2 separate regions of the Homo sapiens genome follow, and region 2 is linked to region 1. A link is a loop called in an ENCODE intact Hi-C map of the cell type or tissue named here. Cell type or tissue: heart left ventricle. All regions are shown on one strand. Links, peaks and the distances in the headings refer to the core of each region. The heading gives the core; the rest is flanking DNA.

Region 1 (5,366 bases), core at 234-5,233:
TCAATCATGTTTCCTCTCAGATGCGTCCGTGATGCCTCCTAATGTGGAACTGGTTGTCCATTGTTTGGGCCTATGGCCAAGTCACCCAGCTGTGGAAGCAGAGGTAGAAGACGAGGCCAGCCAGGAGGGCGACTTCAGTCACAGCTCCCATGCCTCAGCTTTGTACCTGTTTTCAAAAGCACAACTGAGGTGTGCGGGCTGGAGCTGTCTTGCAGTGATTCTGGCCTTCTGGCTCATGGTTCAGTCCAGCAGCCTGGCTGACCCACTATTTCTCCTCTGCTTCAGAGGAAACCCAGGAAATGCCCTTACTGCCAGGCTGAGTCTCCACCCATGCTGGTTGGTGCTGGCTAGGCTGAGGGGGCCACCACTTTTCCTGGCTAGAAGCTACTTGACCTTTGATGTTTGAGTTCTGTAAGTCTTCGTGTTCTGACTTACTGCTTCAGAGGGATTGGCCTGTCCCCTTTCCCTTTCTCGGCTATGGGAAGGAAGGATTGCTCATTGGTTGCCTTCATCAGTTACAGCATGAGACGGAATTCATCATTCCTTCCGAAACCCCTGATATTTAATATTTAATATTTAAAAACCCAAATTATCAAACCATTAAGAACTCATTACTGGTTCTCAGCCTCCTCCAGTACTAGCCTCAGTGTGGCTGCTGCATAAGTATCTGTAGCCTGTCTACCTCCTGCAGTGGGGCCGCTCGCCTCTTCCCTGTCTACTGCTCAGGCTCTCCCACTTCGTGGCATCCATGTAAAGTAGGTGGCAGGGCAGAGATGTCACTCTCATTCAACAGGGAGGATGTCTGTTGCTCAGAGAGGTTGTCCTGAGGGGCTGGGTGATTCCTGGGCCTACATTCTTCCCGAGGCTCCAGGCCGCTGTCTCTGGAAGTAAAAGAGCCTTGTCTGACCTTAATGCAAGCAGTCTGTTTGAACCCCTGTAGGCTGCATTCAGGAGACAGAAGGTGTCTGGGCCATCCTGGGCGGCCGGTCAGCGTTGCTAGGCAGGCTCGGCTGTCTGGCCGGGACTTGGGCCTGGGTGGCTTTTGAGACCAGTGAAGAAGGGAGAGCCGGCCTCATGCCGATGCGGCTTGTGGCACGGCTGGGATGTGAGGGAGGACTCAGATCTACACACAGAAACCCCTCTTCTCCCCGCCCTCCCCCAGCTCCTACCTGCCTCCCACGCCTCAGGTGTGGCTGCCTGTGGGACCATCCCCCAACCCCTTTCCTCGCACCTCCTTGTCCTCACCCAGTTCCTGCAGTGTCTCTGACCCACGCCTCCCGCCTCCTGGCCGACTTGCCCAGGAGGTGTCTCTGGCTCACCTCCGTCTGTTCATCACCTTCCTCCCCAGTGTTTCCACTTATCTTGGATGTTTTAGATTGAAACAGCCTGATTCCCGGAAGAATCCTCTTCATTCATTGCTAGTGCTTCCCCTCACCTCCCACTCTCCACTTCCCAGTTTGCAAATGTGGCTTTCGCCCACCAAGTGAAAGCGGACTGAGAGCAGCCCTTGGGGACGGCCCGGTGCCTGGCTGCAAGGCCGCGCTGGGGCTCTGTCTTGGTGCACATGGCTTGACCGGACTTTCCCTGCTTCCCACCACTTCCCTCACTCCCAGACCTCCCTCATTCTTTTTGTCTCTTCTTTTTGCCTAAAGCCAGTCCTTAACACCCTATTCTTCCTCTGCAGGTGGCTTGCAGACTTTTCCCCACCTTTGGGGCTCGTGGTGGTGGAGAGGGCAGCTGGTGTTAAGAATGTAGGTTACCGGGCATGACCCGGCAGATGCTTGCCCAGTAGTTCTGGAGGAAGGCCCGGGAATCTGCAAATGAGCGCATTCCCCAGGCAGTTCCCATGCAGGTGATCCACGGACCACATGTTGAGAAACTGCAGTCACCCTTAGGGCCACACCGTCCCTCTCCTCGCTGTCCCCTCTCTGTAGTGACTGGCCCTGACCTTCAGGAGTGCACTTTCCACTCTACCAGGAAGCCCTATGACATCCTCAGGCTCCCCAGACCTGCAGCTTGCATGGGGCCCCTCCCTTCTTCCACACCCACCCTCCGTATGGTCCCCTGCTCTGCCCTCGTGCTTTGCTGGCCCCTGCCCGCTACTCCCACTCTCAGACACCCAGGGGTGGTGGGCCCTAACTGGCTGGCCCCTCCCAGCGCTGCCCTCTGCCGTCCAGATGCTGCAGTGTGGCCAGATTTACCTTCCAGTAACATACTTCTAGTCACCCCTCCTCCTGCGAAGTGATCTGCAGTGGCTGTTTGACCAGACCACAAAGTTCACATCTCCTGAGCTTAGTGTCCGTGGCTGTCCACCTCCCAGCCATACTTGACTGTCCCCAAACTCTCCCTGCAGCCACATGTTTCCCATGACCTGTGGGCTCTGCAGATGGACCTCTCTCCGCTAGAGATGCCCTTCTCCCAAATGGCTTCCCTCCTGGAAGGCCCAGCCTGAGTCCTCGTCTCCTTTCCAGTGCTTCTGCCAGAAGCATCCCCATGATGTTGTGACCGCACAGCACTTTGTGTCTCGCTTTGAGCACTTGCCACTCTGGCTGGTGCTGCTGCCACTGATTGTGTACTGTCTTGCTGCCCTTTCTAGACTGTGAGCTCCTCGTGGGCAGGGACCGCCTGTGTTCTCTGTATTTCCCACGGCGCCTAGCACAGTGCCTTGCACTTGATAGGTGCTTAATAAATGTCTGCTCAACTGAACTGGAGGACAGTGCCTTCTTGACTGCGGCATCTGGCAGCAGGACCAGTAAGAGGCCGGGAATCCACTGCCCTGCAGTGGGACAGTGGGGTGGGGCTGGGGTCACTCCACTCCCTTCTCCCTCCCCTGCCAGGCTCCAGCACATGGCATCCTGGGCACACAGGTCCGGGGAGGGGTACCTGGCGCAGGCTGCATACTAGATGCACTCAGGCTTCCTGGCCAGGGCCGACAGCCGGCCCAACCTATGCCAGTCCAAGTCACTCCTGGGGAGTTCCTCTGTGGTGGTGGGAATCGTGGGATGCCAGGCCCAGGTCTGTCAGAAGCCATTTTCCACCCTGGGGGAAGTCGACCTGTGGCAGGAAAGAAGCGGCGACGTGAGAGAGGTTCCTGGCAGCATGAGCCTTGGGTTCCTGTTGTCAGGAAAGCCCTTCCTCGGACGTCACCACACCCCAGTATTCTAACACACTTTTTGCTTAAGCTGGTCATTCCAGTTGGATTTACGTCCTTTGAAATCGAGTCTTGAGTAACACGTGTTACTGTCTTTAGCAAGGATTTGCAGATTGTTTAGAAAGGTCCAAAGACCTGCACAAACAGGGCTTCAGGAGTATCCACCCCAGTCAGAAAATGCTGGAAGGGGCCAACTATTTCGGAGTTGAGTAACTTGAAACTCAGGCCTGGTGCCCCTCAGCAGAGAACTCGGCCTGGCTCTCGAGCTGTTCCCTGCTGCCGTGGCTCTGTGCCCATCCCACTGCCTCTTCAGTCCCCTGACGGCAGTTCTTTTCCCCAGTTCCCTAGTTGGGCAAATGCCAGCACTGTTCATTTGGAGTTTGACTTTCTGTATACTTCAGAACTGTAACTAAGCATTATTTTATTATGCCTATTTTACAGATGAGGATTTCCTCACCTGTAAAATAGGCATAATAATGCTTTCTACTTCAAGGGTGACATGAGGAATAAACGTGGTGCTTAGAACTGTGCCCAACCCAGAGCCCCGCTCAGTGACTGCTACTGGGGCTCTGATCAGCAGCCCTGCGGACACCTACCTAACTATTCGCCACCCTTCCAGGTCATCCCACACCCCCACCAGCCAGGTCTTATCTCCAAGTGCTAAGCCGTCATCCTCCAGGTTCTGAACGCACTCCTTTATCCCTGTGGTCCAATGATGAGGGTGCTTAGGTTAGGGCCTACATTTCTTTCAGTGCCTCAGCAGGGCCATGGGAAGTCCAGCTGTTCTAGAGAGGGCATTGTTCCTTGAACAAGGCAGGCACTTGGGAGAGTCCCTCGGGTGCCGTCACCAGAGAGAGCACCCGGAGGAAGTGAGCACAGCCACTGCCTGCCTGCAGGGTGCTGAGAAAGCTGAGGCCGGCAACCAGTGTCGTGCCCTCACCACCCATGTGCCCGGCAAGCTTCTGTCTCCTTTAATCCTCACCTCACTCCTAAAGTGCTGCTGTTATTATCTCCATTTTGCAGAGGAGGAAACTGAGGTACAGAGATGCTCAGGAACTTCCATTTCTTCAAGCTAAGATGTCCAGGATTTAGGATTTGAATTCCAATGGGCCATCCCACCTCCCTGAAAGGCAAAGCTGCACCAGAGGTGACTCAGCAGCTGGTATGGCACCTAAGATACCTCCACCCTTCAAGGAAAAGAATTGAGGGCCCATGACAGACCTGGGTCAAGGCTGTCAGTCTTCAGGGCACAGGGAGGCTGCGGAAGGAAGCTGCCTCCCCACTTCCTGCTTGGTGGGCCCGTATCCAGCCCTGTTCCTGCGAGAGGATGCCAAGAGCATATTTTTTTAAAGAAGTTGACCAGTTCTGCAGAAGCTGTGTCAGGAGTGAGCCCATGTATGCATCAGAGCCACCTTGCACTTCATTTCGGGAAACACAGATGAGTTGATGTTGATTGGAAACTGTACGTGGCCTTTTTCCCGGCTCAGGTTCCAATCCCCTACACACCGAGGATGCCAGGGCTGGGGGCATTCACTGGGGAAATGGACTGGGCAGGCAGGGATTTGCCCAGAAACAGAGCAGAAGTACCCACAGCCAGTGCTGGAGCCAAAAGCCCAGAGGCTTAGGGCTTCTTAAACCAGCCCCCTTTCACCCCCTCCTGCCTGGTGGCTTCAGCTCCCAGAGTCACAGGACTCCAAACCGCAGACTCCAGCCTTTGGGGCTTTCCTTCCCCAGCCCCGAGTCCCCAGGGAGCCCTGCTTGGCCCCACAGCCTGAAACCCAGTCTGGGGTCAGGCCTGGGCAGGCCCTGTCCTCCCCTCCTCCCTGCTTCTAGCGAGAAGAGGAGGCGGCGGCCTCCCCCAAAAAGAATGCGCTTGTCTGCCCGCCTGTCTGGCTCCTGGATCAGTCTAAAGTTTCAGCCACCAAAACAGGCAGCAGGAAGAAGAGGGCCTCCCGCAGCCTGCCCCTAGCAGCTGCGCACGTGGGCTTGCTCAGGGGACTTCCCCCAAACCAGGGTGTCTCTCAATGCCAGCAGGACCCTCTCCCCTTGCCAGCCCCTCAGGATCCCTGGCATGTCACACCTCCACTCTGAGAAGGGCTGGGAACCCTTACTTCTTCCCACTGTGTGGCTAAGGGACATGAGGCCCAGCCGGTGAGGGGTGGGGCCCAAACCCCTCATCCCCTCCGGATGCTGCACCTTCCCAGCCCCTCCAGGG
Region 2 (5,366 bases), core at 195-5,194, 93 kb after region 1:
CATAGCAAAGTAGTTAGCAACCCTCTTTGATGCCCCCTGTTCTCTCTCTCTTATCCTGAACCCCAAAAGTCTTGCAGTGGAAGACAAAGACATTAAAACACACTCATTCCCAAGGCAGTGCCAGGGCACCGGTAGCCATCTGTACCTGTCACGGTGAGGTCACAGAAGAAGGGTGTGGTTAGCACTACCTGGGAAAACTTCACAAAGGAGGTGGTGTTTGAGTGAAGTCTTGAGGTCCCCAGGGCTGCTTACCGGGCAGTGTGGATGGCATGCAGTGGGATGGTGAAGGATGGGGCCAGAGGAAGGAAGGACATGCCCGCCCAGCTGTGTTTGGGATGCTGCCTCCCTGGAGAGGGGTCATGAAGCCTAGCAGGCAGTGGAGCCCAGGTAATGGTGGACCTTGAGGGGAACGCCAGTGGGAAACTTAGACCCATGAACTCCAGACTGTACATTGAGGCCATCAGTTTCAAATGTTTACTTTTTGGTATTTGCTATTCCAAGCTGAACACAGGGAGGTGGGTGAGTTGGAAGCTTGTTTGTGCTTGGAAGCTTGTTTGTGCTGGATGTACTTTAGCAGGACTTCCCCGGACTACAGGGGGCTTCTGAGCCACTGGGCTCCCCAGAGTGATGAGAGACCTGCTGTGTAGACTACTCCTGAAAGACTTTCATGAAGGCACAAAAGCAACAGGTTTGCTGAGTGGTGCTGCCCGTGCCCCATAAGGAGAACGGTGTATACTGTTTCCACACGATGCAGCAAGCCAAGCTCCAGGCTGCACACTTGGGGTCTTTAAAGGATGCCTCATTAGAGTAAAATGGGACTTACTTTTTTTTTTATAACTCAATTTTATTCTGAGCCCCTGTTATGCTAGGTGGCAGAAATGTCATCTCAGGCAATGTTGGGGGCCTGCCCCTTTCCTCAGGGCTTGCTATCGAGGAAGTCATCGAGGGCTTGCGATCAAGGCCTGGGGTCCCACCTGTCCTCACAGCTTGCTGCTGGGACACCTGCTCCTCCGTGCCCCAGGTCTAGAGTCTCTGCTGGTGTTGGGCGCCTGGCAGCGTTTCACTGGGGAGGCCTCCTTGGCTCCAGCTCATTCCTCTTTCTCTGTGTCTGGTGCCTGCCCAGGGCCTTTCCCATTAAATGGTACTGGGTGCTCTCTGGTCATCGGCTCCACAGTCTGGATGGATGTTTTGCCTCCCATCTGAAGCTTAGACAAGGCACGAGGGTCAAGGATCCCCACTCAGGACCCATCAACATCTGTATTCCCCCACCTGGGGAAGGGTGCTGGTTTTCTTCATTATGCACCCCCCATCTTTAGGTGAGTTCATTAGTCCTTTTTAATTTTTTTTTTTATTATTATTATTATTATTATTATTATTATTATTATTATTATTATTGAGACCGGGTCTCCCTCTCTCATCCAGACTGGAGTGTAGTGGAACCATCATAGCTCACTGCAGCCTCAACCTCCTAGGCTCAAGTGATCCTCCCACCCTGGCCTCCCAAGTAGCTGGGACTACAGGCACGGGCCACCACACCCAGCAAATTTTTAAATTTCTTGTAGAGACTGGGTCTCACTATGCCTAGGTTGGTCTCAAGGGATCCTCCTGGCTTCAAGTGATCCTCCCACCTTGGCCTGCCAAAATGCTGGGATTAAAAGCGTGAGCCACTGTGCCCAGCCTAGATTAGTCCTTTCTATTTGCCTAAAGGCATAGGCATTTGAAACTGAAAAGCCAAGAAAAGAATATTTTCTCTTCCACTTTAATCACCTCCTTTGAGGCATCAAGCGACTCTGGGCTTCGCTGCCTACATGCGGTAAAAAGAACCATGGTTGGGTCTGGATACCTCCCTAATTATTAAACCAAAATAAAACAAGCAAGCAAACCAAAGCACCTCTAATCCTCTGCTGCAGCCCCTCCCTAGCGTGGTCTCTGGCACAAGGCATTGGTGCTCTCTGCAGGTGGCCTTTTTGGCCCCAAGCTGCTCCTCCATGGGATGGAAAGCTGACCAATGGGTTGGGGAAGCTGGAAATCAGGAAATGGTCACGGGTCAGTTGCTGTCAGTCACTATTCCTTCAGCTGTCACTGCAGGGCTCAGAGACTGCATTTCTTTGGCCACTATCTAGCTTCTGTACCCTGGGATGATGGAAGATTCAAACAGAAAAAACTCTCTTGCTTGTAATTGGAGCTAAAATTGAAGCAGTGTTTAAGGTCTAGTTTTTTGTTGTTTGTTTGTTTGGTAGGTTTTTTTTGAGACAGGGTCTTACTCTGTTGCCCAGGCTGGAGTGCAGTGGTGCGATCAACTGCTCACTGCAGCCTTGACCTCCCAGACTCAAGTGATCCTCCCACCTCAGCCTCCCAAATAGCTGGGACCCCAGGCACACACCACCATGCCTGGCTAATTTAATTCTATATTTTTTAGAGACGGGTTCTCCCTATGTTGCCCAGGCTGGTCTTGAACCCCTTTGTTCAAACGATCCTCCCGCCTTGGCCTCCCAAAGTGTTGGGATTACAGGCATGTGCCACGGTGCTGGACTGGTCTTTACTTTTCTTCCAATCCAAGTTCCAGAAACAGGAGCTGCCTTTCTCCGAGATATAGGTGTTTGTGGTTCAGAGATTGGGATCTGTTCTTCCTGCTTACCACCTGACAACTTTGGAGAGGTAATTTACCAACCCCGTGCCTCAGTTTTCTCCTCTGTAAAGTGGGGATGATAGTGGCATCTGCCTCAAAGCATTGCTGTGATGATTGGATGAATCCTTGTAAAGTGCTTAGACCCGTGCCTGGCACACAGTCAGCCTTCAATAGATGTTGGCTGGAATTCTTAGGTGACTGTGGCTCTTGGGAGTCCTGGCATCACAGGGTTCAAGATTTTATTTTTTGTTTAAATTAAATTTATTGAGCCAGGGTCTTGCTCTGTGGCCCAGGCTGGAGTCCAGTGGCACGATCTGGGATCACTGCACCTCCGCCTCCCAGGCTCAAGCCATCCTCCCACCTCATCCTCCCAGATAGCTGGCCCGGCTCCCACCATACCCAGCTAATTTTTGTATTTTTAGTAGAGACGGGGTTTCACTATTTTGCCCAGGCTGGTCTCAAACTCCTGAGCCCAAGCAATCCACCCGCCTCGGCCTCCCAAAGTGCTGGGAGCACAGGCGTGAGCCACCGCGCCCAGCCCCAAGATTTTAAACTAAAGGCAGACTGTGCAAAGGGAGAGAATGAGGACTGCTAGACAGGAAGCGCTGGGGACTTCAGGCCACGAAAACAAGGCAAAATGATAACATTTCAAACTATAAATAGCAGAGCAAGCAATTCCTCTGTCATCCTGCAAAACAATGAGCCTCTTCCTTCATGTTGCTTGAAGGATAAATAGAGTCCCCTTCACTCCCCCACCACACACACAGGGAAGTAACTTGAGAGCCGTGTCCAACAGCAGAGGAGGAACTGGGAGTGTGCTGGTGGGGGCTGATTCTTCAGCTCTGGTCCCCTGGAGTCTGACTGGGAGGCCTGCTGTGCCTAGCCCAGCGAAGTCCCACCCAGGCAAGCTCCTGGACAAGCCTGCAGTGTGGACTTCCAGGAGGGGGTATAGGGACCTGCCAGCTCCTGGGCCCCAGGCTTCTCTGACAAGGGAGAGGCAGAGAAACATCATTATCCATGGATTTCAAAAACATCCCTCAGAGAGCTTGAGGCTACAATGAGCTGTGATTGTGCCACTGCACTCCAGCCTGGGTGACCCTCTCTCAAAAAAAGGAAAAAAAGGAAAGAAAAAAGAAACATCTCCAAGGATTCCAGAGTTGGACGCATCCGCAGGAACTGGCTCCAGCCTCTGCCTTTGGCTTCTTGGTCACTCATGACTAATCACCTCACCATCATCAACGTCACCTCTAATGTTTCTTTGGAGCATTTATTACATACGTGGCACTTTTTTTTTTCTTTTAAAGAGACAGGATCTTGCTCTGTCCTGCAGGCTGGAGTGCAGAGGCACAATCATAGCTCCTGCTTTGGCCTCCCAAAGTCCCGGGATTACAGGCTTGAGCCACTGTGAGGATTGGATGAATCCATGTAAAGTGCTTAGACCCGTGCCTGGCACACAGTCAGCCTTCAATAGATGTTGGCTGGAATTCTTAGGTGACTGTGGCTCTTGGGAGTCCTGGCATCACAGGGTTCAAGATTTTATTTTTTGTTTAAATTAAATTAAATTTATTGAGCCAGGGTCTTGCTCTGTGGCCCAGGCTGGAGTCCAGTGGCACGATCTGGGATCACTGCAACCTCATTGTTTTGCAGGATGACAGAGGAACTGCTTGCTCTGCTATTTATAGTTGAAATGTTATCATTTTGCCTTGTTTTCGTGAGCCACTGTACCTGGCTTTTTTTTAATCATTTCCTTAGTGAAATGCATGTTGTTAATAATGTGATTCACTAATTTGTCAAACATTTACAGAGTACTATGCAAGTACTATACAAGACCCATCCTTCACCTCCTGGGCCCAAACAATCCTCTCACCTCAGCCTCCTGAGTAGCTGGAACTACAGGTGCACACCACTACATTTGGCTAATTCTTTTTTGTAATTGTTTTTTGTTTGTTTGTTTGTTTGTTTGAGACAGAGTCTCACTCTGTCACCCAGGCTGGAGTGCAATGGCGTGATCTTGGCTCACTGCAACCTCCGCCTCCCAGGTTCAAGCTATTCTCCCTGCCTCAGCCTCCTGAGTACCTGGGATTACAGGTCCCCGCCACCACGCCTGGCTAATTTTTGTATTTTTAGTAGAGACGGGGTTTTGCTATGTTAGCCAGGCTGGTCTTGAACTCCTGATCTCAAGTGATCCACCCTCCTGGGCCTCCCAAAGTGCTGGGATTATAGGTGTGAGCCACTGTGCCCAGCCCTATTTTTGGTAAATTTTTTGTAGAGACAGGATCTCACTGTGTTACCCTGACTGGTCTTGAACTCCTGGCCTCAAGTGATCCTCCCACCTCAGCCTCCTAAAGTGCTGGGATTACAGGCATACACCATGGTGTCAAGCCTATGTGGGTGACACTTTTCTAAATATTGGTGCCTCTGCATGCCAGCACACCAAGGCCCCCTGGTCTTCCCCCAAAATCCCGCCCCAAAGGCCTCCTCCTCCAGAAACTCAGTTGCTCTGGGAAGCTGGCTGAAGTCAGGCCACAAGTATTTCTGGGCACCTACTATGTGCCAGACACTGATCTGAACAAGACACACTGCCACTGCTGCTAAATAACATTGCAAACACAATGAAGGTGAGCAAAGGGGAAGTACTGGCTGACACCAAGAAGGGTGCTGGCCTTCCCTGAGGTCCCCTGGTCCAGAGCCTGGGCCAGCCACTGACACCTCACTGGTCAGCTGGCCATTGTTTCAT

The links. Hi-C counts contacts between places; a loop is a spot of excess contacts. Peaks named below come from ENCODE experiments on the same cell type or tissue, not always from the same donor. Only the 100,000 strongest peaks of a DNase experiment are listed, where the experiment ranks them.
Region 2: a loop joins it to region 1, with 2.6 times the contacts of the local background. A loop is called at or near these places in 9 of 110 quality-filtered maps.

What each region holds. Positions count from the first base shown.
Region 1 is chr16:48,536,066-48,541,431 of GRCh38, reverse strand. N4BP1 (NEDD4 binding protein 1) reads left to right here. Exons shown (of 7, transcript NM_153029.4): 7 at 1-2,706. Among named protein-coding and RNA genes, the nearest start is that of N4BP1, 71 kb to the left of the region's middle. RefSeq lists enhancers at 2,359-2,858, 3,798-3,867, 4,628-4,697, 4,728-5,097. In heart left ventricle, for the core only: a CTCF peak has its summit at 2,152 (motif pointing left); DNase peaks (open chromatin) are centred at 3,432, 4,043 and 4,921; H3K4me3 peaks cover 461 bases; H3K27ac peaks cover 2,324 bases.
Region 2 is chr16:48,443,290-48,448,655 of GRCh38, reverse strand. No RefSeq gene overlaps it. Among named protein-coding and RNA genes, the nearest start is that of SIAH1, 61 kb to the right of the region's middle. In heart left ventricle, for the core only: no CTCF peak of the experiment used is centred there; DNase peaks (open chromatin) are centred at 3,125 and 3,526; H3K4me3 peaks cover 279 bases; H3K27ac peaks cover 1,739 bases.